Regions from separate parts of the Mus musculus genome. Here all the other regions are linked to region 3. A link is a loop called in an ENCODE intact Hi-C map of the cell type or tissue named here. Cell type or tissue: left cerebral cortex. All regions are shown on one strand. Each heading gives the region's core, and the rest is flanking DNA. Links, peaks and the distances in the headings are about the cores only.

What was found. Peaks named below come from ENCODE experiments on the same cell type or tissue, not always from the same donor. Only the 100,000 strongest peaks of a DNase experiment are listed, where the experiment ranks them.
Region 1: it touches region 3 in a loop (9-fold over the local background); 2 of 42 quality-filtered maps call a loop at or near these places.
Region 2: it touches region 3 in a loop (2.4-fold over the local background); 2 of 42 quality-filtered maps call a loop at or near these places.

The regions. Positions count from the first base shown.
Region 1 is chr8:124,287,037-124,297,468 of GRCm38, reverse strand. Galnt2 (polypeptide N-acetylgalactosaminyltransferase 2) reads right to left here. Exons shown (of 16, transcript NM_139272.2): 2 at 2,018-2,111. Among named protein-coding and RNA genes, the nearest start is that of Galnt2, 61 kb to the right of the region's middle. In left cerebral cortex, for the core only: a CTCF peak has its summit at 5,972; DNase peaks (open chromatin) are centred at 3,217, 4,299, 6,468 and 7,644; H3K27ac peaks cover 2,765 bases.
Region 2 is chr8:124,157,707-124,168,138 of GRCm38, reverse strand. It overlaps the pseudogene Gm3889. Among named protein-coding and RNA genes, the nearest start is that of Gm30081, 10 kb to the right of the region's middle. In left cerebral cortex, for the core only: no CTCF peak of the experiment used is centred there; a DNase peak (open chromatin) is centred at 6,267.
Region 3 is chr8:124,078,724-124,089,155 of GRCm38, reverse strand. Gm30005 (a long non-coding RNA gene) reads left to right here and starts at 553. Exons shown (of 6, transcript XR_879340.1): 1 at 553-737; 2 at 4,584-4,683; 3 at 8,096-8,715; 4 at 9,947-10,432. In left cerebral cortex, for the core only: a CTCF peak has its summit at 5,372 (motif pointing left); DNase peaks (open chromatin) are centred at 6,362, 8,069 and 8,505.

The DNA.
Region 1 (10,432 bases), core at 846-8,845, 210 kb before region 3:
AAGCAACTTTGAAATGCAGGAATGGGAAGTAAAATGGAGGGGAAAATAACTCTAGTTTACTAACATTAAAACCTCCAAAAAACAATTTCATCTTTTAGAATCTAGAGCAGTGGTTCTCAGCCTGTGGGTGGAGACCCCCTCAGGGGTTGAACCACCCTTTCCCTGGAGTCAAATATCAGATATCTTGGATATCGGATACTCACATTACAATTCGTAACAGTAGCAAAATTATAGTTAAGAAGTAGCAATGAAATAATTTTATGGTTGTGGGTCATGGCATTAGGAAGGTTGAAAACCACTGGTCCACAGCAACTCATCTGGAACTTTAAATAAATAAGCTTCAGTTTATTCTCAGCATCTGGCCCAAGCAGAGTTCTAGTGCCAGGACTCCACTTGCTGCCGGTCAAATCCACCCATTAGCCTCTGATGTGAGCCAGTTGATAAGGACACACTCGCATCCGTGTTCCTTTTCATGGCACCTGGAACTGACCTGCGGCTAAGACATCCTCATAAACATTCAGGTTCTCCTGAACCTGGAGAAAGGTCTTTTCATTGTGCATCCAGTTTAATAAATCCCATGGCTACAGTCTCCACCCAAGCATACAAAGCTCCGGACTCGTCAGACTCAGCACTGAAGGAGACAACAGCAAGATGCAGCTTCCTCTCTCTGAAGGCCCTCTTCCTTTCCTCCAGGGTCTCAGTGTCATGCCTCTTTCTTTCTGTCTGTCTATTTCCCTTCCTCCCTCCCTTCATTTTGGATGCCCTTGAACTCAGAGAATAACTTGATTCTGCCTCCTGAGTACAGGGATTAAAGGTGTGCACCACCAACACCCAGCAAAAGAGTAAACTTTCAACAGCTGACACCCATAACCAGATCAATTCAGGACTCTAGACAGGCAACTCCCATCTTTCATACAAACTAACTCAAAGGGGCCTTAGACATAAATAAAATTCTAGGAGACCACACACAAACATCTCAGGTCTAGTCAGCATCATCTCTCCCTCCTTTAGTCTCCTCACAGCCAGTCTCCAATCCCTGTATCTGAAACTCCCTGTCTAAACCCTAGGAGATTCCGCTCTGCTGCCGTGTCTCCCAGCTGTCCTTGATGGTGGCGCGGGGGAACGCCTTATCTCATGATGTTTCTCTTTTCTACAATTATAAAATCTCACAGAATCTCTTCCCTGGTAGACAATGTCATCAAGGACCACCCAACCCATGTTCCTAGGCTGGGGTCACTCGTTTAGAATCAGCCACTGCTAGTTCCCTTTGGAACAGAAGCTGTGTTTTGAAATATCAGTATTTATATATTAACTTTATTCGCAACTGCCAAAACTTAGAAGCAACCAAGACACCATTCAGCAAGTGAATGCAAAAATAAGCTGAGGTAGAGCCAGGCAGTGGATGGTCATCCAGTGCTAGAACTTGGCCAGCTAAGGCTGGAGAGATGGCTCAGTGGTTAAGAGGGCACGTTGCTCTTACACAGGACTGGGGTTGAGCTCTCATGTCCCACTTCCTGTGGCTTATAAAACCAAGGGACCTGATACCTTCTTCTGGCCTCTACTGGCATCTACATACCACCAAGCATGATCCTCACTGTGGACTCTGGTGGTGACCCTGATTTAATGCAGTTCACAGCCCATTCCTGTGTCCCACCGTGGTGAGATACAGACAGGCAGTGGGAGCTACATGCATGGCATGTGAACATTCTGGATCTTTTGCCAACTTTGCTGTGAACCTAAAACTCTTTAACAGAAAAAGAAAAAAAATCAAGTCAGTTTGAAATTTTTTCATGACCTGTAAGCTCAGACCTTGTCATTTATCCTCTACTCTGTTTCTCTCTCGATAGACTCTGCTGACCACACACCAAGGTCCTGACAGGAAAGGGCAGTGTCCAGAAGCATAAGTCATTCTCTCTCTGCCCCAAGCCACCGCCCTAAGCCACCGCCCTGGCACTATATTCAGACCATTAACAATTAGGAGGTCCACGGAAGCCCAGCCCCAGTTCAGACACGGTACCTGGAGGGAGGGTCTCCACACCCTGTGCTTTCTCATCTCCTCTGCTGTGGTGAAGGTCTTTCTTCTTAATGGAGTCGATGTCATTCCAGTCACCCTGGAGAAACAAAGACACCGAGTGAGTCGTCTGTTTCTGTGGCTTCACCTTCTCACAGCTTCTCTGCTTCAGAGTGGTTCTGTGATACCATCACGCCGGGACCTCAGCAGCGAGCAGAGCAGGGAGTGCTCCCACCGTAGGGCAATCCTCATAATCACCCAGAGACGTCTAGACTACGCTCTAGGGAGACAGTGCAGGACAATCTCTGCAGGACTCCAATGAGGACCACAGCAGCCATGTGCTGAGCACAGCACTGTCGTAGTGGCTGAGTCATGGGACCAGGGCTCCTGGGAAATCTCTACGGTCTGGGCCCTCTGAGCTTCTAATATGTCAAAGGGCATATTAATCCTACTGATGGTACACCAGGAACTCACAGGGGACTGCCGTGGAGCCAGCCTGCAGAGCAAGACATAAGTTCTGGTGGAATTTATCCCACCCATCTGGGCAAGCAATCGGCTGTCATTTATCAACATTAAATCAAACTAAACAACAGCCCCACAGCCCCACAACTTAATGCACGTTCCGCCCACTTAAATCCGATTGCTGTGAACGAAAAGTGTTTCTGTGCATAACCCAAACAGGAGGCCTCCCATGGGCCCAGCCCTGTGGAAGCCCACTTCCTGCAGATGGGGATCCTGGCAGTAGGCACCTTCCCTGGTGGCCCGGCCTGCTTTCCATGTAGCCAAACTCTCTGGACTGGGCTGGCTGTGTGTGCTTTGCTATGTGCTGTGCTGGATCAGAGAAAGATTTCCTCCTGGTGTCACTTGCTCTGACCATAATCTGCATTTACGGGAAGCCATCCTGTTCTCGGCGCCTCCTCTCTCTGTAGCCTTTCCTTCCTCTCCTGGCTTCTGCAGTATAGTGATATGGCTGGTTTATCATGGGAGGGGTGTACAAAGGGGTGGGTGGGAGAAGTGTGCAGAGGGGGAGGGGTGGGGGAATGCTAACGATGGACACTGACCCACTTGCTCCAAACCACCTAGCCAACGCGTCTCAGCCTCCCCAGACTCCCAGCGCTCCTGCCTCCACGCAGTGACAAATGTTTGAGCACGCATCTGGACCCTATTTACAATTTCTCGCAGCCAGAAGATTCTAAAACGATCCTTGTAATCAGCTCTTCTGATTATTGCGTTATAAATAAACTTCCAACCCACCATTGGTGATGACTGTACAGTGACCCTATAAACACAGCAGACGGTGGCTTTGCAACGGAGGGAATGATGCTAAAAACTAAAACAGCCCACTCCGGCCCGGCAGGCTGCACGGTGCTATCTTTTAATTAAGAGCCCACTTCTATTTCATAGCTGGTTTGTTAAATTTTCTGACTAATAATACTCCCAAACACACACACACACCAGGGCTTTCGACCTCTCAAACACTCTGGCTCCCGGACCAGCTATTTCACCTTGAACGAGACGGAACGCTGAGGTAGTCTCCGGAGCTGGTGGCTCCAATCGAGCCCTAGTCTGTGGCAGTCACAGAATCAACATAGCCAGGTCAACTCAGCATTTCTCTCACAACACAAATTTCTTCCCACACAACCTGAGCCTGAGTCTGGGGTGCTAGGCAGGGTCAGTGATAACAGGGTCTCACTACTCACTGGGCTTTAAAACTGGGAGGCTAGGCGAGCTGCTGTGAGCCCGTGGCTGCCATTGGTGGCCTTTCACAGCAGCATGTAGCATTCAAGACCCCCAGGTCCTCTGTGGTCCCAGGAACTGTCTCGAATCCCTTTGTGTGGTGCCCTCAAGTGTGTGGCGAACATCTAAGAATGCTGTTCACACGCTCCGTTCTCACCGGCCCCGCCATCCCGTGATCGATTGGAGGCTCCTGCATCTACAGACCTTAGCAATCCATCTAGACCAGACCAGCAGTCCTGTTGAGAATGCCCTAATGTTCCAGGTGGTGAAGCCCCGTGCTCAGAGCCCACGGGTCCAGGCTGGGGACCAGGCACTGTGCTTCTCCTGCTATGAGGAAGGAAGACGGAGTCTGCCTAGTGACAGGTCTGTGCTCGTGGGGCGGAGGCAATAAACACATGGCTTCTGCCATGTTTGTAACAGGCATAAAAATACTCCTCTGGAAGAAGGGAGAAAATAAACAGGCAGTTTGAAATCTTCCCTTTTGAAACACATCTTGTCGATGTTAAATCCTTTTAGCTACTAGACCATATGGTCAGGCACAGAACAAGTCCCCAAAATACTCCTGAATGTCGGGTTCCTCAATGTCACCTGTCAGCGTCATTTAGAGACTGTTCAGTAATTATCACCGGGGCTGAGCAGAACAGTAGCACTTGCGTTTATAAAAAGCCAGGTCGCCAGATTCTGAAAGAGGCTTACTCAGACTTGGAGCTCATCTCAAAACTCAGACGCCCAAACCCACTAAGGTACCACTCAGCCCAAAGCCAGGCTCGCGGAGCAGAACAGCTCCCAGCTACAGACCACCCTCTTACAGCCAGGTATTTCCACCAAGGGACCCAGAGGGACGCAGGGACTGCTGGCTATTTCTGAGTCCTTGGAGTAGGTGGTTCTACCATGGTGGAGCAGAAGAAACCCCACATGTTCCCCCAGACAGAGCTCCCCCAAATGACAGGACTCTGTAGACAGGGCTCACCAGACAGAGCAAGGCACCTCCTGCTCACTGTGTCAGAGCCTCATTTTCCCTGCTGGCTGCTCTTATTGTGACCAATACCCAACAAGCAGCCACGTAAGGGAAAAGGACTGACTCTGGCTCACGGTTTTAGCGGATACGGCCCGTCACCCAGGAGAGGTGTGGCTGGGGCAGCCTGTGGCCGTGGGAGATGAGAACAGCAGACTGGGGAGCAGACATAGGGCAGAAAGGCTGGGTCACAGCCCCCAGGCCTGCACTGTGGAGATATACCTCATCATCTCCTAAAATTCTTACAAACCTCCCAAAGGAGCGCACCAAACCACCCACCCAACCGGACGACGTGCTTCTAATCCACCGAGAAGGGGGCACCCAGTCTGGGAGAGGCCCCCAACCCCCACATGAGGACCACACTACATTACAGGTTTCCTCAACTCGACCTCAGCAACACTGACCCCTCGGCCTCGGAGAGCAACTGGGCTATACTTGTGAGCTCAAGGCCTGATGGGAGCACGGCTTGAAGATGAGGGGTGCTCCTCCCCATCACTGGCTGCTGAGGGGCAGCTTGGCACCACAGGTGTGCCTCACGGATCCATGGATCTCCTCGGAAGCTGTTTGCACACCGTGTGCACAGAGGTAAGCAGTAAATCTTCCTGCCTCACCTTACAGGGGTGGCACTGGGACACGCCTGAAGAACAGGAGGAGCCCGCAACAGACTTCACAGCCCATGCAGAGAGTCAGCCGTTAAGGGAGGAGATGAAAACCCAGTTCTGAGAGGTCCCAGGCAGCCTTGAGAGGGCTGCTCTACCCAGAGATGCTCACTGTACCAAGCAGGTTGTGGAGATCAAGGTTCAGTGAGGTGTGAGTTAATGTGCTCTGTATACACTCGTTGACCACAAGTCACAGGCACACTACGACAAAGGTCATCTGTGCTTTTATTTCACTATGTGTGCTCATGGGACAGTATCAGGAGCACTCAACCCTCTGGAGCACTGTAGCTGGTGCTCCACCATGGAACCTTTCACTCACACACACACACACACACACACACACACACAACCATCAAAAAGCATTCTGTCCAAATGCTCTCAGCCACACACAAGAGTGATGGCTGCCAGAGACCCAGTCCACCAGGAGCAGTCCCCTAGGGCTCCTGAGACTCAGTAGGGAAGATCTCTGTCACCTCAGGCAACTCTTGACTGCACTACTGGAGGATCAGAGGTGCCACAGGGCCTTGGTGCAATGCCATCTTGCTCCCAGTAGGAGTCTCTGACTACACAGTGCCTTGCTGCAGCCTGGCTTTGTCTGGGCAGATCTGTGGACTGAGTGTGTGACCTTAAAGAGCATCTCCTGGGGAAGGAGGGTCTAGGTGACATGTTAGGAGCCCGGGAGCCTGAGGGCAGGGATTAGAGACTGTGGCCTTATACACTCTGAGCCCAAATATACGCTCCTCAGGAGCCATCACACCTGGGTGTGTCTGGGAGCCATGGGAACCAATTCAGCTTTCGGTCCGGTCCTGTTCTCGGAGGCTGAGGCAGGGGCCTCATGGTAAATCGGTGAAGTCCGTGGGTGAGCTGGGTGTGACCTGGGCATGGCATCCACATCCATTCCCTGCCTATAAATGGAGATCCTGCTTGTGCAGTGGTGCCAACAGCCCTCTCTTGGCCCCAGTTCTGCTTGTGCTGGGCTTCTGGCTCCAGCCGAAGCAGATCCCCTCATATTACAGAAGTGACGCATGTCAAAAGCTTGACTAGAAAATGTCTTCCACATGAAAGGGAGTGGTTTTTAGCAAATGCTTTTCCCTGTGACTCATACCAGTTGATCACATTTTAAAATAAAGTAAAACTTCCGAACAGATGACAGGAAAGCGGTGGAAAGGCTCGGCAGTCAGACAGCACTTCACAGTGTACAGCCAAGGGTGAGGGTGCAGCAGAGAGCAACAGAGCAGGAGATGGGGTCTCCCTGGCTGGTGTGGCCATAGCCTATTCACACCATGCTGCTTCCTGCCCTATTCACTACCAGAAGTTTGTCTGTCCATGTCAGCCTCAAACACTCACAAACAGATCCACTGTATCTTGGATGATCAGGTCCCATGTAGCCACCATGGACCCTGGTGGCCCTTCAGAAGACACCTTCTTCAGTGCATCCAGGGCTTTCCCCATCAGTGTATCTGGATCAGGGGAGCAGAGGGGCCAGCCCAACACAGGTCCTGGAGCAGAACCAGCATCTTCCAGTTGGGGTCCCAGATGAAGGAGCCCCAAATAGCACAGCCTAATCTGCTACCTCCCCATCTGGTCTGCCTTTTACTTAACACAGTCTTCGTTCACAATGCGTTTGTGCTTTTGCTGGCCTCATTTTCCTGATGAGGAAGGCAAGATGAAAAGGTGGTTGCTACAATGTAACAATAGGAGGTGGATCTATCACACCTGATCCAAAGACTGGCCTCCCCAGAGTGCCAACCATCCTGACAAGGCTACCCTGCTCAGTGTTTGCAAGTCCCTGAGGAGAGTGATCAGAACCCCAACCCGCAGCTCTTTCTAGGCCCTGAGATTGGGCTTCACTCCCCCTCCCACATCTACCCAAGGGCTTCTGGAGAGTTTTCACAATGAACTAATGCCAAATAAGGAACACATTCTATGCGTAAATACTACAGTATTACTTATACAAGTAGAGAAGAAACTTAAAATAGTCTCCACTAAGCAGTTAATTTATGTTACAGCCCCTTAAGAGGATATTATGCATTCGTTAAAAATTATAATGATAAAGACCACATCAAATATGCAAAATGCTTATGTTAAGCAGGAGACCAAATTTTATGTACACAATAAAACAACTATCTAAAAATACCCATCCATATGGACCAGCCTGGAACGAGACACGGGGAAGCTCATGCTGGCTGAGAGTGCTGGGTGCTGTTTCCACTTCTCCAACTCTTTCATGTTCTTAAATTATTCTCATGAATAATTTTTAAACCCAGCACAAATATGTTATGGGTAGAATCATAAATCTACATGGCTCTCAGCATCACTGATGCAGCAGACGATCTGGCCAGGCCTGGCCTACGGTTGCCAACTGTGCCTGGCTAGAGAGCTATTTGCAGAAATGCTGTAGGTCTGGTCTACTCCTCAGGTGTAGTCCACACAATAGGCCAGACTCCAAAGGTCCCCAGGAATTCAGGTGAGTACCCAGAGACACCCCTGCAGTCTAGACTTGAGCAATGCTGGGTCTGTCTCTATGTCTTTTTGGTAAACACCACTTTTCATACTAAATCTATTTTCTTTAAAAAAAAAAACAAAAACTGGCCAAGGAGAAGCCAAAGTAGCCTTGCGAGAATATAGCTATTAGCATGAGCACACTGCTGGACTAAGCGTCAGGGGACCATGGGCACCGATGCCCCGTGAGCACACACAGCCACGGCTGGACTGTTAGGAGAACATCAGCCCATGATGTTTTCATAGGAGGCTGGACATGTGCACAGAAAGCCAGATGCTCCCACCAGACGCCACATCTGCATTTCGGTGAGACAGTTGGCACTGCCTTCCTGAAGCAGATGCTTCCTGTGGACATCCCACCTTCTGGGGCTGTCAAGCTCTCAGGTGCCCTGTAGTCTGTGTGTGATCTTTACCACATCTGTGAAGCAATACCAGCATCCCATTCCAAAGAGAAGAAAACTGAGACCCAGATCACAGAATTGAGGGCAAACACTGTATACCTCAGTGAAACTGTGGCTGTCTGGGGGAGGGTGCCAGCTCTCTCTGCCTCCCAGGAACAGTCCTGGGACAGACTAGCTGACCAGATACATGGTCACCCTCTAGCACATGCTGGCTGGTCCCCAGCTGCTCAGACAGCACAGGGTCCTGGCCATCCCCTCTCATGATTTTCAGAACTTTGGACCTATTCCCACCTGTCTTAAAAGCCACCTCTGTGGTGATCACACACCATGCTTGATCCTCATGAGACACCAGGGGTGATTCCCTACATGGGACTCACTTTGCAATAAACTCAAGTTCCCACCCCATGCCCAGAGTCTCAGGAATCATGTTTTCATCTAGGTTGACACGGGGGTTGGGGGGGGTATGACACATTCAAAGGAAGTGGCAGAATGTCGACAAAACCTAGGGAGCCAAAGCCACAGGTCCACATGCTACTGCTCAAATGAAGCCAGGAGCCTCCTATCCATGATCTGACGTCTGGCACTACTACATCCTGGTATGTGTCATGAAGAATACTGGTTTGGAGCAATGGACTGCACTGGGTTAGAAATGGCCACAGTTTTTCTGCCCTCCCTCCCTCCCTGGGTGAGAAGCTGGCTATGGCCTCGTGGGCACAGTGACAGACAACTCCAGCTGCTCCTCAAGTATAGGCAGGTCCTAGACCATCAAACCTCTCTGAAACAAAGGCTGATGCCATCTACACAGCTTGAGCCAGTAGCCCTGGATCTGGGTGCTGCACTATTCTGTACTTATGGGGGACCCAGGAGAGTGGGTGCACATGGAGGCTGACAAAAGTCCTTATGTGTAGATGCCATCTCTCATGTGACCACACTAGAAGAAAGAGGCCAGAGACTCCCAACATTCTACCTTGAGCTGCCAGAGTCTAGCTGCGATGTGTGGTCCTGGCTAACTTGACACCTTCCCAGAGCTAGCTGCCTTGCTACCAAATGCAGATAAAGGCTAGTGGGCATCACTTAAGACTTCGACAACCTCCGGGTACTATGTCTAAAATAGACCACGTGGCAGTAATATCAAGTAGAAACCCAACACTAAGAGGAACACTCCTTCCTGTGGCACAGAGGTGAGGGAGACCCATCAGGATGGTAGTGGTGGTCCTGGGACACACCGGGCACCTGGTGGGTGACCACTGGCTTCCAGAGACATCCACTCAGCCTCCCCCATGTCAAGGAAGGTTATGCCCTTTCCAGAGGCAGGCATGAGGATCCTACCAAGAGCCAGGCAAGCTGGCTATGCCCCCTCCAGTGCGTTGCTGTTCTGGAGGAGAGGGAGGCTGCCTGCTTGTAGGTAGGTAGGTGACCTCACTGTTTCTCTTCAGAATGACTGATACGTTTGGCCACACTCCACATGTGATCATAAGCTCATCACATCACATAACAGTCTACCTAGTGGGAACCACATAGACACTGGATACAGTGGCATCCTGAAATCACAGTACCCCATACCCTGGATGTGGCCCTCAGGGACCAATCAAGAAGCAGAGTGGCTTCCTCCTCCCCCCATTAGGAAAGTCTGGTGGATCTCAATCTAACCAGATTACATCCTGAAGGGCTTCTTCAGACGGCAGGAAGAAGGCGAAGCAAGAGCTAAAGAGAGACCTGAAGTAAGCAGGGAAATTCTCATCGGCCTTGGGCTCACTGAACTCCGGATTCCTGCCTTTTCCTGATGCTTCTAGTGAGCTCCAGGAAGCACTGAGCATTTCGGCCTCAGAAATGAGAAGCCAAGGTCACCAGAGAAGAGCAACTCTCGGGTGACAGCTCAGGGCAACAGCCCCCGTGTGGGGCCTTAGTGCCCTGCTCAGGTCAAGTGAGGTCAGAGGATGCCCTGTTTCATCCACTCAGCCCCCACACACAGAGGAGCCCCTGGCCAGCCCACAGGCCTGCCTGCCCTGTGGCTCACAGATAACCAAAGAAAACAGCATGGTCTCCTAAGCCTGAAGCCCAAGGCTGGCCCTCCCCATCCTTCAGTTCACACCTGTGTGACAATCTA
Region 2 (10,432 bases), core at 1,296-9,295, 79 kb before region 3:
GGAGGGGAGGGGGAGGAGGAGGAGGAGGGGGAGAAAGAGGAAGAAAAAAAGGAGGAAGAGGAGGAGGTGGAGGAGGAGGAGGAGGAAGAGGAAGAGGAAGAAGAAGAAGAAGAAGAAGAAGAAGAAGAAGAAGAAGAAGAAGAAGAAGAAGAAGAAGAAGAAGAAGAAGAAGCAGCAGCAGCCAGAGTTTTAGATGGAGGTGTTTCTGAAGCCCCAGCAAGGCTCTCAACATGACATCATGTCTTGTTCAGTGAAAGAAAAGGAGGAAATTATTTCTTTATTTCCTTCTGAGTGGGCAGGGAAGAAGTCTGATCAGCAAATTCCATGTTAAAAAGTCAAGTGCACGTCCACATTTGTAATCCCAACTCCACAGTGAGACAAAAGGTGAAGACAGGAGAGTAGCCAGAAGCCTGATACACACAGTACAGCAGCAAAAACCAGAAAGACCCTGACTCGACAAGGCAGAAGAAGAAAATCTACTCCTGAAAGTTGTTTTGTATTGCCACTGGCAACACACACACACACACACACACACACACACACACACACACACAGAAACTCAAACACACTTACAGACACACACAGACACAGACACACACTCACAGCTAGCAGTACCCAGACATGCACACAGTACACACACTCACACAGACATACACACCCTCAGACACACACACAGATACACACAAACAGACACACACACTCACACAGACACACACACCCTCAGACACATATACACAGAGAGACACACACAGATACACACACTCACACACACAGACATTCATACACACAAATATACACATCCTCATACACAGACACATACACACACAAAAGATACTCACACACATACTTACACAGACACACATACCCTCAGACACATGCACACAGATAGACACACATAGACACGCACACACATACACAGACATTCATACACACAAATATACACATCCTCATACACAGACACATACACACACAAAAGATACTCACACACATACTTATACAGACACACATACCCTCAGACACATGCACACACAGATACACATACAGAGACACTTACACACACACTCTCAGATACACACACAGAGGCACTCACAAACACACAGACACAGACAAACAGACACTCACACTCATATAGACACAGACACCCTCAGGCACACAGAGACACACAATTAATTCATTAATTAATTTAAGACTTTATTCTAAAAAAATGGCTTGGGTATTATAGCGATTCAGACTGTAAGGAGCGAGCATTGGGGCCATGAAGGGTGCTTGATGAAGTGGTGCAAACAATCTGTTCTTGTGGATGTTGGCTGAGCCCAAATTTGTCTTGTAGTGCCCATCAGGTGGTGAGAACAGGCAGACAGCACACTGCGGTGAGAATGGTACACCCATGTTCAGGACTTCCACTAACAAAAGGGCTTTGCAGCTGTGGACTTACTGACGAATACAGAATTCAATCCTGTAGGCAGAGTTATATGTCACATCCAGACCAAAGCAAATGGTCTTAAAGTTGTGCATTTGTTACTATTGCTGCTGTGGCTGTGACAAAACGCCAGACAAAAACACCGTAAGGAATAACGGATTTACGTTGACTCACAACTTTAAGAGTCCAACACAGCGAGGAAGACAAGAGTGTGAGGCAGCGTGTCACATCACATCTGCACTAAGGAAGCACACAATGCTGGCGCCCAGCTCGCTTGCTCTCTCTCTCTCTCTCTCTCTCTCTCTCTCTCCTCTCTGTCTGTCTCATTGCTAGTGTGTGTGATTGTGATGTGCTGGTGCCCAGCTCACACCCTCTCTTGTTGCTAGAGTGTGTGTGATATTCCTGTACACAGGCACATGGCCATGGCACGCATATGGAGGTCAGAGCCTAACTCGGCAGGACTGGTTCCCTCCTTCACTGCTGGATGGGTTCCAGGGATTAAACTGAAGTCACCGGGTTCGCATGATCCATGCTTCTCCCTACTGAACCATCTCTCCGGCTCTGCCTTCTCTTTTTTATTCAGTTCAGACTCTTCGAGCATAGGGTGCCCCCCCCCCACACACACTCACATTGTCCCCTCGCAGACACACCCAGAGATGTGTTTCCACGGTGACTGTACATCCTGCCAGGTTGACCATGAAGATGAACTATCACACCTTGGTCGCATCTCTTTCTTGTATGTACAAAGCGGATCCTCCTCTTTGTCCGGCTGTGTCTTCTCATCTCCGTTTTTGTATTTTATGCTAAAGCTCCCCTATCTTGCTTTCCGAGACCCTTGGGCCATGGCATCTTCTGCTCACGCTCTGTCAAGCATGTGCTCCCTCTTCAGCTTTTCAGAGCATCCTATGGTACAAAGTGGTCCACACCGTCTCTACTGTAGCTTTAATTTGCTCATTTATTACACTCTCCTGGAGATCCTGGAGTCCGTTAACTGTCTGTCTGGTGACATCTGTCCTCTCACACACATGGGATCCGGGGCAAGGGCTGAGAAGTGAGCCCACCTGAAACACACCCAGGCTTCTCCGTGTATCAGCTGTTTCTCCTTGGGTGTAGCGCTTAAACTCTGCCTCGGTTTCCTTTCACGGAAGTGTAAAACGCTGGCTGTTCAACATTGCTCTTAACAGGGGATACAGGCTTAGAGAATGGCTGGGCAGAGCTCTAGTGACATTTAAGAAGATGCTCCATAACATCGGAGGGAGAGGAGTTCTTTAAAATAGCTTTCAGTCACGGAGCATGAAGAAAGAAATGGAACCAAGCAGCAGATCCTGGGGTGCTGCAGAGCCTGGGGTGGCCTCCCACTATAACTTGCCCATGTCCTTGAGCTTGAGTTTGGGCTTGAATTCAGGACCACAATTGGACTTGGGTTGAGTTTGCACTTGGGGTTGAGTTTAGGTTACTGTTGTCTTCTCAGCTGCCGGTCCAGCTGTTTATGTGCTGTTCCATAGGGAATCAGTGCATCAGAACAGCAGGCCCTGGCCTGGCCTGAGGCTGCTCTGTAGCCCTGGGAATTATCCAAAGGGAACGCAGGTCAGTGCACATGTAGGGCTGTACCTGCTTCTGGCAATGCACACCCATTATCACCCCCTGCTCCTTCTCATGGGTGAGAATGCATGTGGGGGCCACAGGGCCCAGTTTCTCTGAACATGAAGTTACAGCACACTCCCCCTGTTTGCCAGCCCTGTCTGTAGCACCTCTTCTGGTCGGATAACCAGAGTTGGCATTGGGTCTGGTTTGCCTCTAGTCTATCCATCCCCATTTCCTTTTCCTTGTTCTCTTAAAATTCCTAACACACATTTTAAAAATGCATTTAATTTACATTTTTAGTGGCTAGCTCTGCAAGATTTTGCATGTTTCCCACAATGCTATTGACTAGCATGGAATAGCAGCAGAACAGCAGCCTTCTGGGAAGAGGCCACAGGAACCAAAGCAGACTCAGGAAACAGCACTTCAGGTCTTCAATGAAGACAGAGAAGCCTCAGTTTGGGTAGAAGAAGATCGCATGTCTGGTGCTGCATTGTGGGTGGCAAGGTTGGGAACAGTGCTGTGTGTATAGATGAAGAAAGAGTGTGGCTTTGTTTACAATGTGCCCAAAGCAGCCAGCAAATGCACTGTGAAGGGAGAAGGGAGTCTCCCATGCTTCTGTGCCTCTCTGGGCTGTGGAAATCAACACTCCAGGTTAGGAGAGGTGGTACCACCAAACCACAGGTAGACAAGATGATACCTGGTGGCCACACCAGCTTCTCAGCATCTGGAGTTGACACTGTGTTGTCTTAGAAGAGGCATCAATGGACCGAGGCTCAGCCCTGCAGGGAACAAGAAGAAGCAGCCAGCAGGATGAGGTGGGCAGAGGAGAAAGTGTCAGCGTGAGCTACCCTACCCCACTCTGCCTGGAGTTTCCCAACCATGGGACTCTCTCTGCCTCAGTTTCCCTAGTACCCTTTTCGTCTGCATGTGGGGGAGTGATAAATGAATAAATTATGAATGAACGATGAGCTATCGAACCCCATGAATCTCCCAGAAAACAATTTTTTTAATATAGCATAAAGTTTATTCAGGGCATGGGGAGGGGAGTCAAGAGGGTTGTAGAGGCAGAGAAAGGGAGAGAGGGAGGGAGGGAGAGAAAGAGAGAGAGAGAGAGAGAGAGAGAGAGAGAGAGAGAAGGAAGAAGAAGGAGGAGGAGGAGGGGGAGGGGGAGGGGGAGGCCCCCAAGAGCATGTGGAAAGAGAGTGGGGAAGGAGGAAGGGGACAGAGCGGGAGCAAGAAGGCAAGAGAGCAAGAGCTCCCAGAAACCCAGAAAGAGACACGAATAAAGCTGAGTATTCCATACCATGAGGCTGGCTGGGCTTGCCCTGAACAACTGCAGTAAGCGGCTCATGTGCAGAAGACCGAGCTGGCAGAGAGCTCAGCATGCCAGAGCATGTCAGAGGCCAAGAGTAGAAGTGCCCACGAGGGCAGAGGGATAGATAAAAGGACACATTACCACATACCTGCTAAGTCCATATGATTGTGAGAGTAAATCACAATTATTAAAATTGGTTTTAAGTCATTGGGATATGCGATTGATGTGTGTGTGTGTGTGTGTGTGTGTATGTGTGTTACATCCATGTGAGAGTGTGGAAGCCAGAGCAGGTCACTGTATGTCTTCTTGTTCTGCTTTCCACAGTATTTCCTTGAGACAGGGTCTTGTGCTATGTGTTGGAAGCCGGCCATTTGGGCGAGGCTGGCTGGCCAGCAAGCTCTCAGGATCTGCCTTTCTCTGCTTCCCAGTGCTGGATGGGTTTATAGATACATACAGCCATGCCATGCTTCTTACGCTGATGCTGGAGATTTGCGTTCACATCTGCATGCTTTAGAGAGAGCTCTCATTCCCAGTGAATCATATTCCCCAGCCTTTATGATGGTTAATCTTTACTAAATCATTGGCATGAATTAAAATCACCCAGGAGATACAACTAGATGTATATGTACAGGGGTCTCCAGTTTAGGTTAACTGAGGAGGGATGACCCACTGTAACAATGGGGAGCACCGCTGGGCGTGGTGGCGCACGCCTTTAATCCCAGCACTTGAGAGGCAGAGACAGACAAATTTCTGAGTTGGAGGCCAGCCTGGTCTACAGAGTGAGTTCCAGGACAGCCAGGGCTACACAGAGAAACCCTCTCTTGAAAAACCAAAAAACAAAACGAAACAAAACAAAAAAACAATGGGGAGCACCATCCATAGTCTGGAGTCTCAGATTGCAAAAAGGAGACAGTGAGCTAAGCACCAGCCACCGCCCCCCCCTTGGCTTTCTGACTGTGACCAGTGGCCCCAGGCTCCTGCAGCTATACCTTCCCCCATGATGCACTGCACTCGAGAACTGTAAGCCAAGATAAACCCTTCTTCCTTCCTTCCTTCCTTCCTTCCTTCCTTCCTTCCTTCCTTCCTTCCTTAAGCTGCTTTTGTCTGGGATTTTGACTCAGCAACAGGAAATGTAATCAATACAGTCACTACTTTAAAATTAGTGATTACTGGCTGAGGAGTGATCTGTCTACCAATGGATCTGCAACTTCCTGCTGTCTATAGAACTTTAACAAGGAAGTTTTCTTTAAGAAGAGCAGACATCTAGGCACACTGAAGTCAAGTTTCAGAAGCACTTCTTTATGCTGATTAGAGTTTTAGAAATAATATAATAATATAATAAAAAAAAAAGCCAAGCATGGTGGTGCACGCCTTTAATCCCAGCACTTGGGAGGCAGAGGCAGGCAGATTTCTGAGTTGGAGGCCAGACTGGTCTACATCTACAGAGTGAGTTCCAGGACAGCCAGGGCTACACAGAGAAACCCTGTCTCGAAAAACCAAAAAAAAAAAAAAAAAGAAAGAAAGAAAGAAAGAAAGAAAGAAAGAAAGAAAGAATATAAAATGATGATAGTCATTACTGTTACACATTCATGTATGTAGACCAGCTTATTATATCTATGATGTAGAGAGATCTGTATACACCATCACTCTCCTAAAGGCATTCGGGGGCTTTCTTCTGTGTGGTCTTCCTATATTGCATGTTTTTACAGAACTGTCTCTGATCTTCAAACCTGCCTCTGCAGTTTTGTTTGAAATCGTTGCTGTCTTTGGTATTTCTTCTATCGACATTTATTTCTTATGCAAGGAATTGACCCCAGGGCCCACATGTCAACTGTCACATGTCTATAACGGGTCACATAAGAAAATCTTCCCCACACAGTCCCTGGGTACAGGATGACTCAGACTGCACTGTGCCACATGGAGGACCAGCTCTGCTGCAGAGTACAGAAACATTTCAGCTTAAATATCCACACAGGGACTGCCTGTTCACAGTGTCTTCCTTCAACAGACTCTTTGAAGACAAAAGCTGCCAAGTAAGTTACCTCTACTCAAAAGTGTTTCACCAAATTTCGATGTTACAAAAAGCATAACCTTTCTCAATTTTACACGATTCCAGTAAAATAACATTGGCTAAATTTGGAGTGTGATACCAAGACTCAGAATATTCCAAAGCCCACTTAGCAGAGCTTCCAGACTAACGCTTGCGCACTGCCCTTTTCATTTTATTTCATGCTTTCTTCACTTCAGTGGAGAGATAAATTTGTTTTTTTCCTTATTTGCAAGTCTTTCTTTGAATGCATTCAATTCCCTGGAAGTGCTAAAAATTCTAAAAGAAAATGTGTGTGTGTGTGTGTGTGTGTGTGTGTGTGTGTGTATGTGTGAGTGTGTAAGTGTATGTGAGTGTATATGTATGTGTGTGAGTGTATATGTATGTGTGTGAGTGTGTGAGTGTATATGTATGTGTGTGAGTGTGTGTGTGTGTGTGTATGTGTATGCATGTGTGTGTGAGTGTATGTGAGTATATAAGTATGTGTGTGTGAGTGTATGTGAGTGTATATGTATGTGTGTATGAGTGTGTGTGTATGTGTGAGTGTATATGTATGTGTGTATGAGTGTGTGTGAGTGTATATGTATGTGTGTATGAGTGTGTGTGAGTATATTTGTATGTGTGTGTGTGTGAGTGTGTATGTATGTGTGTATGAGTGTGTGTGAGTGTGTATGTGTTGCATGCACTGATTCTCAGGATTAAAGATTTATGTGGATTTACAAAAAAAAAATCCTTTCCCAAATTTAGAGGATTTTCTTACAAGACTTCCATATCATTATTGAATGCATTGGTTAACTCTATATTTTTAGTATATGATCAGTGTTGGCCAATAGAGAAAGTCCACATTGTCCTGCTGAAAGATTTTGTATCTGTATCAGCTTCCAATCATTACATTTTAAAAGATTAACTTTTCTCTAAAACTTAATTTTCGTTGGTGCACGAAGAACACACTCTCCTCAGCCTTTGTCTTCTTCTCCCAGCCCCCACCCCCACCCCACCCCACCAGAGAACTGTACATGGTGTTCAGGGATGGAGTGAGCAGGGGGCCTTCCGCCCACACTCTGCTTACAGCCTGAGCACCCCAGCTCACACATATTCCTTGGCAGATTCGGACGTAGGGTAGGAGTGGAGTGCTTTCAATGCCAGGTCAGGAGCCAGGGAGCAGCAAACCTCCCAGGAAGACCAGAGAAGACCTCGCAAAACCGATATAGATGGCAGGACCAAACTCATCCTTGACAGTCACAGGCATCAGAGGGTTATAAAAGTCTGTGACAATCCCACGACCAACCCAGGAACATGCTACCAAGGCAGCAAGACCTACCGCCATGAAAACGATGCCTCCAGTCTCCACTAAGTGGGCCTTCGTCACTTCGTCTTCTCCCACAGAGAAAGCATGCACTTCATGCTCATCGTGGTAACAAATATAGCCAGGAAGCCCAACACGAGGGATACCACCATTATGGCCCAAGTGTCCTGTAGGCAACCGGCAGAGTGAGTGTGAAGTCATACACTTTGTTGCTCCTCAAGCTGGCACTCTGCGTGACACACTCTGTTCAGAGCCTTCACCTGGCCTGGGCTGTGATGATGTTGCCCGCACACGAGCTCATCTGCCAATGTTGAGTGGCAGTGCTCACTTTCAGGCCCACCCAGCCAAGCATGACCATTGAAAAGCCCAGCTATTAAAGGCCTGAAGTGGCTATTTCTGTCTCAGAAAAGATGAGACGTGCCAGGAGGGCAACCCCACCATAAAACAAAACCTGGGGAGCAACACAAAAAAATTAGATGGAGATTTAAGTCACCCAGAGACAAAAGAAAATCCGCTCCAGTGGAGAGACCTTCTCACAGCAGAGGTGACCGTCTTACAGCAGAGGAATGTGGCTTCAATCAAAGGACTGGTTCCATACAAGATCAGCCCTGGGTGGCTCAGAGACTACCCAGGGAAGTGGAGAGGTCATTAGGGTATGACCCCCAAAAGTGTGAGGGGCCTGCAGCTCCAGGTTGCAGTGTCCTGTAGATGGAGGTGGGCAATGACTCTGCAGGTGAGCTTTTTTCTTTTTCTTTCTTTCTTAATATATGTGTTAGCATCTCTGTGTGTATGCCACATCTGTGTAGTTGCCTGAAGAGCCCACAAAAGGTCATCAGATTCCCCTGGAGCTAGAGTGACAGGTGGTGTGAGCTGCTGTATGTGGGGCCTGGGAACTCTACTCCTGTTCTTGCAGAGAACAGAAACACACACTGAGCAGGACACAGTCCTAGCTGCTAAGCTAGGGACCCCAGAAACGTTACATTGTATAGTCGATTCTGATACTTAAACATTACATTGTATAGTCGATTCTGATACTTAAACATTACATTGTATAGTCGATTCTGATACTTAAACGTTACATTGTATAGTCGATTCTGATACTTAAACATTACATTGTATAGTCGATTCTGATACTTAAACGTTACATTGTATAGTCGATTCTGATACTTAAACATTACATTGTATAGTCGATTCTGATACTTAAACATTACATTGTATAGTCGATTCTGATACTTAAACGTTACATTGTATAGTCGATTCTGATACTTAAACGTTACATTGTATAGTCGATTCTGATACTTAAACGTTACATTGTATAGTCGATTCTGATACTTAAAGTCTTGATGCTGATTATTGCTGTTTGACTGGCAGAAAAACCATAGCTTAAAAAAATCTAATTACTCAATATGCATGAACCAAAACCAGAGCCAAATGTAGTTTCTGTTGGCTTCTTAGTGGGGATGTTACTTCTAAGTCGATGCTGTATGCCTTGTCAGTTTGGTATGCTTATTCACATCATTACTTCAAAATAAAAAGCTGGGGTGTGGCTTAGCGGTAGAGCGCGTGCCTAGCATGTGTGTGGGCTTGGTTAGACATTTCAGCGAAAATCAGAAACTGAACAAAACACTCCATTTCTGATGTTACACTTTTATTTTGTTTTGTTTGTTTGTTTGTTTGTTTGTTTTTTCAAGACAGGGTTTCTCTGTGTAGCCCTGGCTGTCCTGGAACTCATTTTGTAGACCAGGCTGGCCTCGAACTCAGAAATCTGCCTGCCTCTGCCTCCCAAGTGCTGGGATTAAAGGCGTGTGTCACCACTGCCCGGCTGATGTTACACTTTTAACTGAATTTGTAATCGCATTTACAATAAGGCCATCAGCCTCATCCCCATCAGAGAGAACTTCCCAGATGCTTTGCTTGAAAAAAAAATATATGTGAAGCCCATGGAAAAATTCACCACAGTGGCTTCTTCAATTATCTTCTGCTTGAAGGATTGGGTGGCACCACTAGACACTGGCATCGTTTATCTGTTTGAGAATTTCCCTTCTGTCGAGCCACACAACCTCCAATGTTTTGCCTTTACAAATGTAACTGGGAAAGCTGGGGACTGCAGACAGCAAAATTAAATTAACAGACCGGTTGTCAGGCCTAAATGAAAATCTTGCTACTTAAATGCATCTCCTGCCACCCATCACACTGGCGGCTTACGGGTTCTCTTAAAGCAATATGAGCTTCCTGGGTAGACATCCAGGCCCGTAGACTGATTTGAATGTCCTGGGTTCCAGGAGCTCAGCAGTTTGAGCCTTGCAAACACCGATGTTGAGTTTGTGTACATTACGTTTGTCTTCTGCTGTCTTGAGGGATGGAAATGTGCGGCCTGTTTTTCTTGTAGGAAATTCTTTTTGTTGTTTTGCCCATGTGATGAAACAAACAAACAAAAAAACCAAAAAAACCACCAGCAAGCAACAGAAGAGCTTACACACACGACAAAGCCAAAGTAGCTGCCATTTCAGCCTACCCCTCCTTTGTTGGGCCAGTTGGGCCTTCCACTGTCATAGGCAGGTCTCTGTGTCATCCTGACTTAGCTGGCTGGGTCCTGGCTGCTGTGTGCACAGTTAAAAGCAAGGGAGGAGGTTCCACTGTGTCAAACAATGAGCAGGACAGTGACATAACACCGAAAACGTCACCGTGATAGCAAGATTGGAAGGAGAACACCCATCTCTGCCATCCTGAGCACTAGCGACCCTTTTAAGGACTACTGCA
Region 3 (10,432 bases), core at 1,102-9,101:
CATCTCGGGAGATTTACATATTCATAGCCAAGGCTAAGACTTGCTGCCCCCAAAGGCCTGAAGAAAGTCCCTTTTCCTGAAGAATGGCTCTCCTGGCAAGATCCCTAGTGCCAACTGTCACGCCTTTCTTACCTGCAACAAACCAGGGCACAGTTTTCATCCCTTGCTTCTAAGAATCCCAAGGGGGCGGGGGAGGGATGGCTCAGTGAATAAAAGCCCTTCACTAGTTGTTCTTACAGAGGACCTGGGTTCAATTCTCAGCATCCACATGAGGGTTCACAATCATCAATAACTCTAGTTTTAGGGGATCAGGCTCCCGGTTCTGACCTCAGCAGGCATGAGGAACACACATGGTAAAACACTCGTACCATACACATAAAGTAAAATAAATTCAAAAAAAAAAAAAATCCCAAGGGGATTAGGGAATCAACTCCTCCCATCACAAAGAAAAATCAAGTCAATGGTGAGGTTGAGCCCCGCCCTCAGTTCATCAGGTAAAGTGAGCCTCTGTGATTCCAGGGAAAGGCTCTGTCACACACAGACTGTATTGCCTACCAACCGCACAGTCTGTCACGAGAACTCCCTTTGCTTTGGATCTCTACCCTGTGGGCCTGTTGATTTTAGAGCCACATTCAGTTTACCTGGGGAGAGACCGACGTCCCATTGGCCTCTGTCTGGGTCACGCCTCCTGTCTCAGCTTGACTGTTCACCAGAGAAAAAGGCCCAGAACTGGAAGGGTGAGTCCAGATGGGCCTGAGCAAGCCCAAGAGCGTGGTGGAGATGCCTGGGAACCTACAGACCGACCAGAAAGGAAGTGAGGGAGAGCGGGCAAGGCTCCAGCCAGGGGCCTGTCCTCAGTAGAAACAGCTGGGCTTCATCCCTCCTTCACAGCAGGTGTTGTGCTCAGAAAGTGAAGGTGAAACTGTTCCCACAGCTGAAGCTGTGCTCGGCATGGCTCCCCTTTGTCTGTAGGAAAGCATTGTTATTCTGGGAGCGGCCTCTTTAAGCAACCTGGGTGACCTCAAGGCAAACCGTGCTTCAAGCTGAAGAACAGTCCCTGGCTGAAGCTGTCAGGGTCAGGAGACAGGGTCCTTCTGCTAAGCATCAGGCCTGAGGACAGAGGGGGCCTTGGCCGTGTACCCTGGAAGCCCCACATCTTGATTTCCTTCTTCAGTATCAGAATCCCTGATGCGGCCCAGCACAAGATAAACCTCATTTTCCAGCCTACCCAGAGCTCAGGTGTCGACAATACCTGAATTCTAGACAGTGTGTGATATCTCAGCTTAGGGCCATCTAGGCTCAGAGGCTGTCCCAGTGTGAAGGGCAGGCAGGAGGGACAAATCAAGACACCAGAGCCTGGGTCTCTCATCAGGACTCTGGAGCCTGAGTTCCTGGTTTAAAAAAATTGAAAGCCTGAGGTGTAGCCCAGTGATAGTGTGTGCCTATGAGCACAAGGTTGTGGGTTCAAGTCCCAGCACTACAGAAAAAGACAAATGGAACTCGGGTCCTTTATTTGGTCAGTAGAGTCTGACCCAAATAGGGACCCAGGTGACCTATGAACCACTGTTATTTAAGGTTCTAAGTCACATGGTGTTTGACCTTTCCAGGACACAGACTTGATACGACAAGGTGGAATGTTGGAGAAAGAGAGTCCCTGCCACAACACAACCCCTGCTCATATACAGACCGTGGCCACTATTGAGCCCTGAGATCTGGTGGCAGGAAGGATTTGGGAGTGGGTAGGTGGTGACTGTGGTGACTTCCTAAGCCACCTCTCCTAGGTGGCCTTTCCTGAAGTATCTCCATAGTCCCTTAGGCCACAAGGAGGTCCTCAGGGAGTGTGAAGGCTGCTGGAGGAGTCCTGGGCTGTGTCCTGCCCCTGCCCCCGATGGGGTGCCCAGAGCCTCTCCACTGCTCAGGGGAGGCAGAACACAGTCGGTAATGCAGGTCTTCAGCCCCAGAATCTGGGATGGGTGTTGCAGATCCCTGTTCCCTATCTCCTGTGTACCCAGAGCCGCCAGGGTACCACTGGGAGTCGGGGAACAGGGATCCCCAGTGCAGGCAGGAAAGGGAAGGCGGCAAAGCCCAAGATGGAGGCAGAACCTGGTTTGGTTCTGAGTGAGTCTGGAGAGTACGGAGGGGCTGGGAGAGAGACCTTCTCCGGGAGATTTAGGCGGGGCTCTGTATGGCTGGCCTCCCCTGTGGAGGTCCTTGATGAAGAGAAGGGCTTTGCTTGTCCAAACTGCTTTATTCGATGGCAAATGTGAATGCATACACCTTACTCAGGGTGAACCAGGGATTACATAAACCTTTTGTGGGAAGAAATGCCCAGGAAGGGAAGCTCATTGGCTAAACACTCTGGTCCTATCTAGATACCTCATTAGCATGAAGAACTCCAGGTTTTCATGTTAGACTGAACTTGACTGATTGTCATGGTCCTCTCAGTAGGGTGTGGTTATCAGTTCCAGAGCAGGTAGAGTTAGGCAGGGAGCTAGCCCCATGTCTACCGTTTTCAAGTCTGAGATTCACAGGGTTTGGGCTCACTCGACCATTCCAGTTCTTCTGTCTAGTGGCAGGGTCCACTTGCTCCACAGAGAAGTTTTGTGCAACTCCTAAGGTGACTTACACTGATCCGGCATGGCCAGGTGATGTCTGTGGCTTCACACGCCTCAGGAAGAGGGCCTTGGTTCACCTCACACCGAATCAGAAAACCATACAGCCAGGCCACTTAGTGGCTCCAAGTCTCTAATTAAACCTGACATGAGAGAGAAAGAAACAGAAAGAAAGATTGAGAGAAAATGAAAGAGGAGACAGGAGGATGGGGATTCAAGGCCAGTCGGGCTAAATAGCAAGATCCTTGAGAAGGAGAAGGAGGAGGAGGAGGAGGAGGAGGAGGAGGAGGAGGAGGAGGAGGAGGAGGAGAGAGGAACCGGTAACAGAGAAGGAAGGAAGAAGAAGGAAAAGCTGACCACAGGTGCCACAGTTCAGTGCAGGTGAGTGGCTCTGGGATGTTTCAGTGTCTTTCCATTTGCTTTATCTTCTTCCCCTGACCCAGTAAGGAAAGTAGCTACATCGTGATGACATAAATAGACCAACAGAAGCAGGAACCCCTGACCCACTGCCTGGAGCAGAACTCGCTACAAAGAAACAACCATTGGCATTGCTACTGCAAAAAAAAAAAAAAAAAAAAAAAAAAAAAAAAAAAAAGTGTGTAGCATTCTTCACCATTCTCCACCTGGAGACAGTGTGAAAGCAGCCTGGCCTGCCTCCGGAGGTACAGGCTGTTGTCTGGGCCCCAACCACGACCACAGAAGTCTCAGACCTGAACCACTGTCAAAGCAGGAGTGGGAGGAGCCCAGCTGGGAAATTCCTGAATTTGTCACACAGTTGAGATGATTCTTCAGAGCAGGGGACTGCAGACCGTGGACTCAATGTGACTTGCTCTATGTCCTCTGGCCAACAGGCTGGCTCCAGGTCAGACTTGGTAAGGACATGGCCTTGGCTCTGAGAGCTACCTGGGCAGCAACAATCCATTAGCCTGGCAGAGCCCAACACTTGAATCTAAGAGAGCTGACTTCAGGCAGCTGGGCCCACCGTGTCAACTCTAGCATCTGTCTATATCTACATACAGGTCCTTAGAGTTACCACTGGAAAGATGCTAACTCCCAAAAAGGTTCACAGCTTTGAGCCCAATAAATAGAAGCCAGTCTACTTACAGTTTTTTCAACTTCAAAATAGCTGTAGTTCCAGCCAAAACAGATGGAGTGGGTAAGTCTGTTAAGCCTGGAGTCACGGTACCTCTATCATACTCTACCCTTTGAGACCATTACCCTTTGGTAATGGCTACTGACTTGGGGTACCTCAGTGGTTCTCTGAGTTTATCTTCTCCATCCTCAAAGTAGATGTTCCACTGGGTCCTTTCCCTGAAGGCTGCTGGGTTAAAGTAAAAAATACATGTAAAACATTAGCACGGTACATGTGTGGAAGGGCACAGAAGCTGTGACCTATAGATAGAAAGCTGTTCAGGCGGGCAGACTCCAGCAGTAATTACAGCAGAGCCCCTCTTACTGTCTCTGCCCTGCTGGATGCCACAGGCACAGTTTCTATAATGTCCCATGCACACAGAGCCCTTGCAAACAGCTCTGCTGAGTCTGTAAACAGCAGACATATTTGTCGCCGTGTCTCAGGTAAATGTGCTGCTCAAATATTTTACAAGTTCAAGCCATTGTCTGATCATCTGACACTCTTTCCCAAGCTGATAAAACTCTTGGATGGCTGGGCAGTGGTGGTGCACGCCTTTAATCCCAGCACCCGGGAGGCAGAGGCAGGCGGATTTCCGAGTTCGAGGCCAGTCTGGTCTACAAAGTGAATTCCAGGATAGCCAGGGCTACACAGAGAAACCCTGTCTTGAAAAAAAGAAAAAACAACAACAACAAAAAAAATCAAAACAAAAGAAAAACAACCAAACCAAAACAAAAAACAAAAAACAAAAAACAAAACTCTTGGATGGTTTTAAAGATGCCAGTGTCAGGCGTTGAATGTTTCAGTCCCTTTCCCAACTCCTGTTTAAACTTCATCCCCAGGTGTGACTGTACTGAGAGATGGGGCTTGTGGGAGATGACCAGAGAATGAGCTGGAGCCCCCTGGGCACAGGTGCCTGCACACTGACCAGGTGATAGCAAGGTAAGCAGACAGTGGTCCACACCGGAGCTTGACTGCTATCTTGGCCTTTCAGCCTCTAGAATGTCAGGGAAGGAGTATGTGCTGTCCACCAACCACCCGGCCTTCGGTGGCTTTGTTGCAGCAGTCTGAGCTGCCCAAGGCCTGGGTCACATCAGGGAACACCTTTTGGTACACCCCATGGCCACCAGGCCTATGTAGAAGGTCCTTATTTTTTCTAGACAAGGCAATCTTTATACAGTCAGGCAGCCTGGGGCCCACAGCTACTAAATTATCCCCAGACCTCAACTATCTTCCCACCAGACGCCGACCAGCAACGCCTCTTGGTTTTTCAGGCCATTCTACCGTCACTTTCTTTGCTTGACTTTAAACACTGACAGACCTTCCAAGGGCCGAGAGAGTTCTGCTTAGAAGGAAACCTGCCTCCAGTCACTTGCCTTTTATACTGACCTTTGCCAAGCTGAGAGCAGCTCTTCTTCCAGAGCTGGAAGCTCAGGCTTAGACCTCTCCATGGCCCCAGGTAGCAGCAGGACTGGCTCCTCACAGCAGGCTATTCCTCTCCATCCTCAGGCCTCCAGCTCCATCCATTTTCACAGTGCTCAAACTGCCTCACTTCTCTTTCTCTTCCATCTGACCACCGCATACTCACACATTGTGGTGGCTCCTCCTGCAGGCAGGCTCTGTGGCTGGCAGGCCTCTGGGTAACCTTGTCTGCGTGGCCTGGCTGCTAGTGGACTGCTAGGTGTTTACAGCCTACGAGTGTGGCATGGCAGTGGGCAGGACCGTGGGGTATCTTTTCCACCTGCTCCGAGCGGCATGGAGCTCAGCAGGTCTCTATCCGTCTTCTCCCCTTTTTATTCTCCTTTTTACTCAGTTTAGGACCTCAGCTCATCGGATGGTACTGTCTACATCTAGGTTGGGCCATCTCTCTTTAATGAGCTTAATCAAAAACCTGTCACAGGCATATGCAGATGCCTTGTCTTTTGTCGGTGTGACAATCAGTATTAACCATATCTTAGTCACTTTTCTACTTCTATGACAAACACCATGACTGAGGTGACTTACAAAGAAAGCATTTAATTTAAGACTCACCATTCCAGAGGGTTAGAGTTCATGACCATCACGGCATGGAGCAGAGCAGGGAACATGGCAGCGGGCAGACACTGGAGCTTACGCCTGATCCACAAGCATGAGGCGGAAAACTAACTGGGAATGATGCGGGCTTTGGAAACCTCAAAACCTGGCCCTAGTGGCATGCCTCCTCCAACAAGACCACACCCCCTCCAAGAAGGCCACACCCCTAATCCTTCCCAAGAACTTCTACCAACTGGGAACAGAGACCATTCTCATTCAAACTACCACAAACCATCACAGACACTAATGCTTCTTGGGGAGAATGCTCAGGGTTTGGCCTCCAAGAGGTCTCCAGGCAGCCATCCATCCTCAGACAGGGCCAGGCTGCTTGTCAGCCGCAGCAGAGCCGCTGAGCAGCCTTGAGGGTCCTTCTGGCTATGGCTCCTGTTGTGACGATGTATGTGCGGCTGAGTGGGTGACTGTGTGTGCTGGTTGGGTTTTGTCACGCTGACACAAGCCTAGACATATCTGGGGAAGAGTGAATCTTAATTAAGGAAACGCCTCTGTGAGATTGGCCTGTAAGCAAGGCTGTGGGATGTTGTCTTGATAAATGGTTGATGTGGGAGGGCCCTGCTCACAGTGGGTGATACCAACTCTGAGTAGGCAACCCTGCGCTGTATGAGAAGGCAGGCTGAGCCAGCCATGAGAAATAAGCCAGTAGGCGTCATCCCTCCAGTGGTATCTGCTTCAGCTCTTCTCTCCAAGGTGCTTTTGGCTGTAGTGTTTTATCACAGCAGTAGAAACCCAAGACAGTGTAGGTCACTGTGTAGGAGGAGTCTATGAACATGTCCTGTCACATATTGTAAGTCATGTTGATTACACAGACTCCTGGCTGAGTGTAAGTGTGATGTGTGTGTATCCCGTGTGAGTTTTGGGGGACTCTACCGTTCAGGAACAAGATGGCAATGGCTATGTCTGCTATTAAATTCATAGTGATTACCCACACTCAGGAGGTCCTGATAGGTTGGGTCTGTTAACATTCTGTTATAGTAGGGGAGAGTAGGGAGGGTCATTGGACCTGCTTAAGATTCTAGCTACCTAGATCTGTGCCTCACTCCCACCCACGCCCTGCATGGGTTGTCAAGAAGTTCTAGAAAGTATGAAGGGTGGAAGGTTAACTGGTGAGTCCCTATCTGTACGGCTCTCAGGAAGTCATCTCCCATGCTGGGACGGGACTTTTCAGTGATGCACCTGAGTCACACATGTTCTTGTTAAGTCACCGCAATAAACTCACTGGTTCCCATAGCCAGATTTAGGTAAAACTGGTTCTTTGGCCTATAAGGTCAATGCCACAATCTGGGGGTAAATAAGCATTTGTTCACATCTCCCCAGAAAAGTTGCACAAGCACAGTGTGTGTGTGTGTGTGTGTGTGTGTGTGTGTGTGTGAGTGAGACAGACAGACAGACAGACATCTGCTTAGTCTCTTGTTGAGTGACTAGGCTCTGGGGGAGCTTCCTCTTCCTTTTTTTTTTTAAAAAATATTTATTTACTCATTTATTTACTTAATTTACTTTATTTATTATATGTAAGTACACTGTAGCTGTCTTCAGACACACCAGAAGAGAGCATCAGATTTCGTTACAGATGGTTGTGAGCCACCATGTGGTTGCTGGATTTGAACTCAGAACCTTTGGAAGAGCAGTTGGCGCTCTTAACCGCTAAGCAATCTCTCCAGCCCCCCCCCTTCCTTCTTGAACCCCCATGGATGCATGGTGCCTGGTGCTGCTCTTTTGTCCAAGAGAGTGCCCTGGGTGCCTCTCCAATACATCTTTTCTTCTGCAGAGACTGGTGATCGTGAAGGCAGGGCAAAGTTCTGTGTTCTGGAGATGGAACCAAGTGGACTCTTTTCTGCTCCCTGAGAGGCCCTAGGACAGAACTGCCAGCAGAGAAAACAGGACTTAAGTCCTCTGCTAACACCTGAGACTCACCAGGGGCAAAAAAAAAAAAAACCAACCAAACAAAAGGACAACAACAAAATAAACCTTTAGTGGCCCCTGTAGGTGGGGTCCTGACAGAAGACAACAGTTTCCCTAAAGCACCCATTCCAGTGGCCTGTAGACATCTGGAAAGGTGAAGGCCCACTCTTCAATTCTGGGGGTTGGGGGGAGCTCAGTAGCTCTTAGCAGAAGCAGCCAGGCAGTCCCAGTCAGGTATTTATGCTTCCTGAAGCAGTAGCAGCCCCAATGAAGCAATCACACATTCCATGATTCAGAGGTCACAGCTGTGCCTTCATTCCAATTACTGCAGCATAACCCACTCTCTTTCTCTCTCTCATCTCAGTGACTTCGTGCTCAAAATCCCAACCGATGGAAAAGATGCACCGAGTCAAGGAGGCAAGCCTGGCCCCCGCATACACTGCTGTGGTGGACTCCGTGCGCACCTCACTGTGCCTCTGAGCCTCAAGACTTGGCGCTGTGGTGGGCAGCAGAGTAATTATCACCAGGCACCTTGGGGGTGGTTTCACGGGAAGGAAATTGTCTTCGCCCTCACCAGCAGCACTTCCCACACAAGCCAGGCAGGCAGAGGGCAAGCTCTGGGGCTCCACAGATGTGATAGCATTAGTGTCCTGCAGGACACTGACGATAGATGCAGTGAACCTGAGAAGGGCGACTGTGTGCATTACGGGACAATGCGAGGGCAAGCCCGCACGTGTCCTTGCTGTTGGCAAGGACATAATTTTATCTATGTCTGCTTGGCGAGAGAGACTGGAGTGCGATCCTGAACAGAAGATCACATGGCTAGGACTTACCAGCAGCTCCGGCTCTGACACTTCAGTCCTTTCTGCCCTGCTTCCCGGGCCTGCTCCAGGGCTAAATACTCTGCTCTTCGCTCTGCTTGGGAGAGAGAGGTCCCAGGCTTTTTGAGCAAGCGGCAAAACATCTGGATTCCACACCAGAAAGGTAGCACAGCTGGATCTGCAGGCTCACAGGAGCCAGGGTCCTTGTCTACTGTGTAGGCCACATGGTCCCTGAAACCATCTCTCATTTGCTTCCACCCTGGGAATGCTCAGCATCTCCCACCCTCCTCTTCCCATAGGATGGGCCCTTGGCTGCTCAGTGCAGGCCCTGTCTCCGTGCCCCACAGAGCCAGGAACTGTATTCCTTCTGATTGCTGTTCTGTCCCCTGGGGTTCCCTGGGGTCCCCTGCAGGATCCTAAGTGGTGAACAGTGGACACGCGCTGGGGTGGAACGTGGGAAAATGGCTGCAGGTGACACGAATCCACTGGGCAGGGAGCACCCCATTTTCATTACTATTCTTTAGCTGGTGGTGACAAGCTTCCTTTGTCCTTGGGATTTAAATGGGGACGCTAAATCAAATATGGTGGCATGTGTCTGTCATCCTAGCACTCAGGAGGTAGACACAGGAGGATTGCTTCAAGTTCAAAGCCATCCTGAGCTATATAGCAAGACCTTGTGTCAACATAGAAAAGTCATAAATCTATACTCTTTTTAAATCCACCGGTGGGAACTTTAGATAAACTGGCTAAGCCAAGCTGGAAGATCGCTGCTGTGGCCTTGGATGCTGTCTGAGAACACACTTAGCCCTCTGGGTTGGGGGAAGCTAGACATCTACTAACTTTATACAGTCCAAGATGTCACAGAAGTAGACAAGGAATGGCTGCTTACGGGGCTAGAGATAGCCCAAAATAAGTTGCAATTAGGCTCTGAACATGCAACATCCCAACTTTCCCAGTCATTGATGGTCTTATCAGTTAAATAGCTGTATAATGGGTCGATCAGTGGAAAGTGATTCTTTCCAGGGAGGAACTCTTGTTCCTGGAGGAATAAAGGGTAGAGGTTGTAATCTAAACCCTTCCTGCCGACCTTCTAATAATTTAGCTCCTACAGAAGTTGACATCCAAAGGGCACTCCGTGTCTGCAGATCTCCTCTCCCTCCTATGTACAGTAAACCCTTTATGCTGCATGTTCAAAAAGGGAGAAAGAATGCTCCTAGATGGAAATTAAGAGGGACTGTCCTGGGAACTACCATTTGCAAATTAAGCATGCTGTCTGCTGGTGTGACGGAGAGGGCCGCTCTGAAGACGCCTGCTTCTCAGGAGACATTTATTTTTCATGAGCTTTTATTATTCTGCAGCTTTAGCTTCTATTGCTGTGTGTCCATCTGTCACAGGTGACTGGGCTGCTCGGAAGGAAGGAAGCTGGCAGGAGGCACCCTCCCACACAACCCCATCAAAGGACCAAGAAGGATTTGCTAAGATGTACTAAAGAAAAACCCAGAAATGTTCTGCCTCCGAGAACCAGAGCAAAGGCATTTCAGGGAACTTCCTGAGTGGACGGAATGAAAATGTAAAACCTTCAGAACTGGACAGGAAGTAAGCCAACACGTGAGAGACTGTTTTTTCACCCATGCCTCTCCAGGTATTTCAGGTCTATGTCATCCATGTGTGTGTGTGTGTGTGTGTGTGTGTGTGTGTGTGTGTGTGTGTGTGGAGAGAGAGTATCTTCAACTGTTTTCCCCCTTACTTTTGAGATAGAGTCCCACTGAATCTTGAGCTCACAATCGACTTGCTGGCCTGGAAGCCCAGGGGATCCTCCCTGTCTTCTCCTCCCCAGGACCTGGGTCACTGTGCCCAGCTTTCCTCGGTCATGCTGGAGA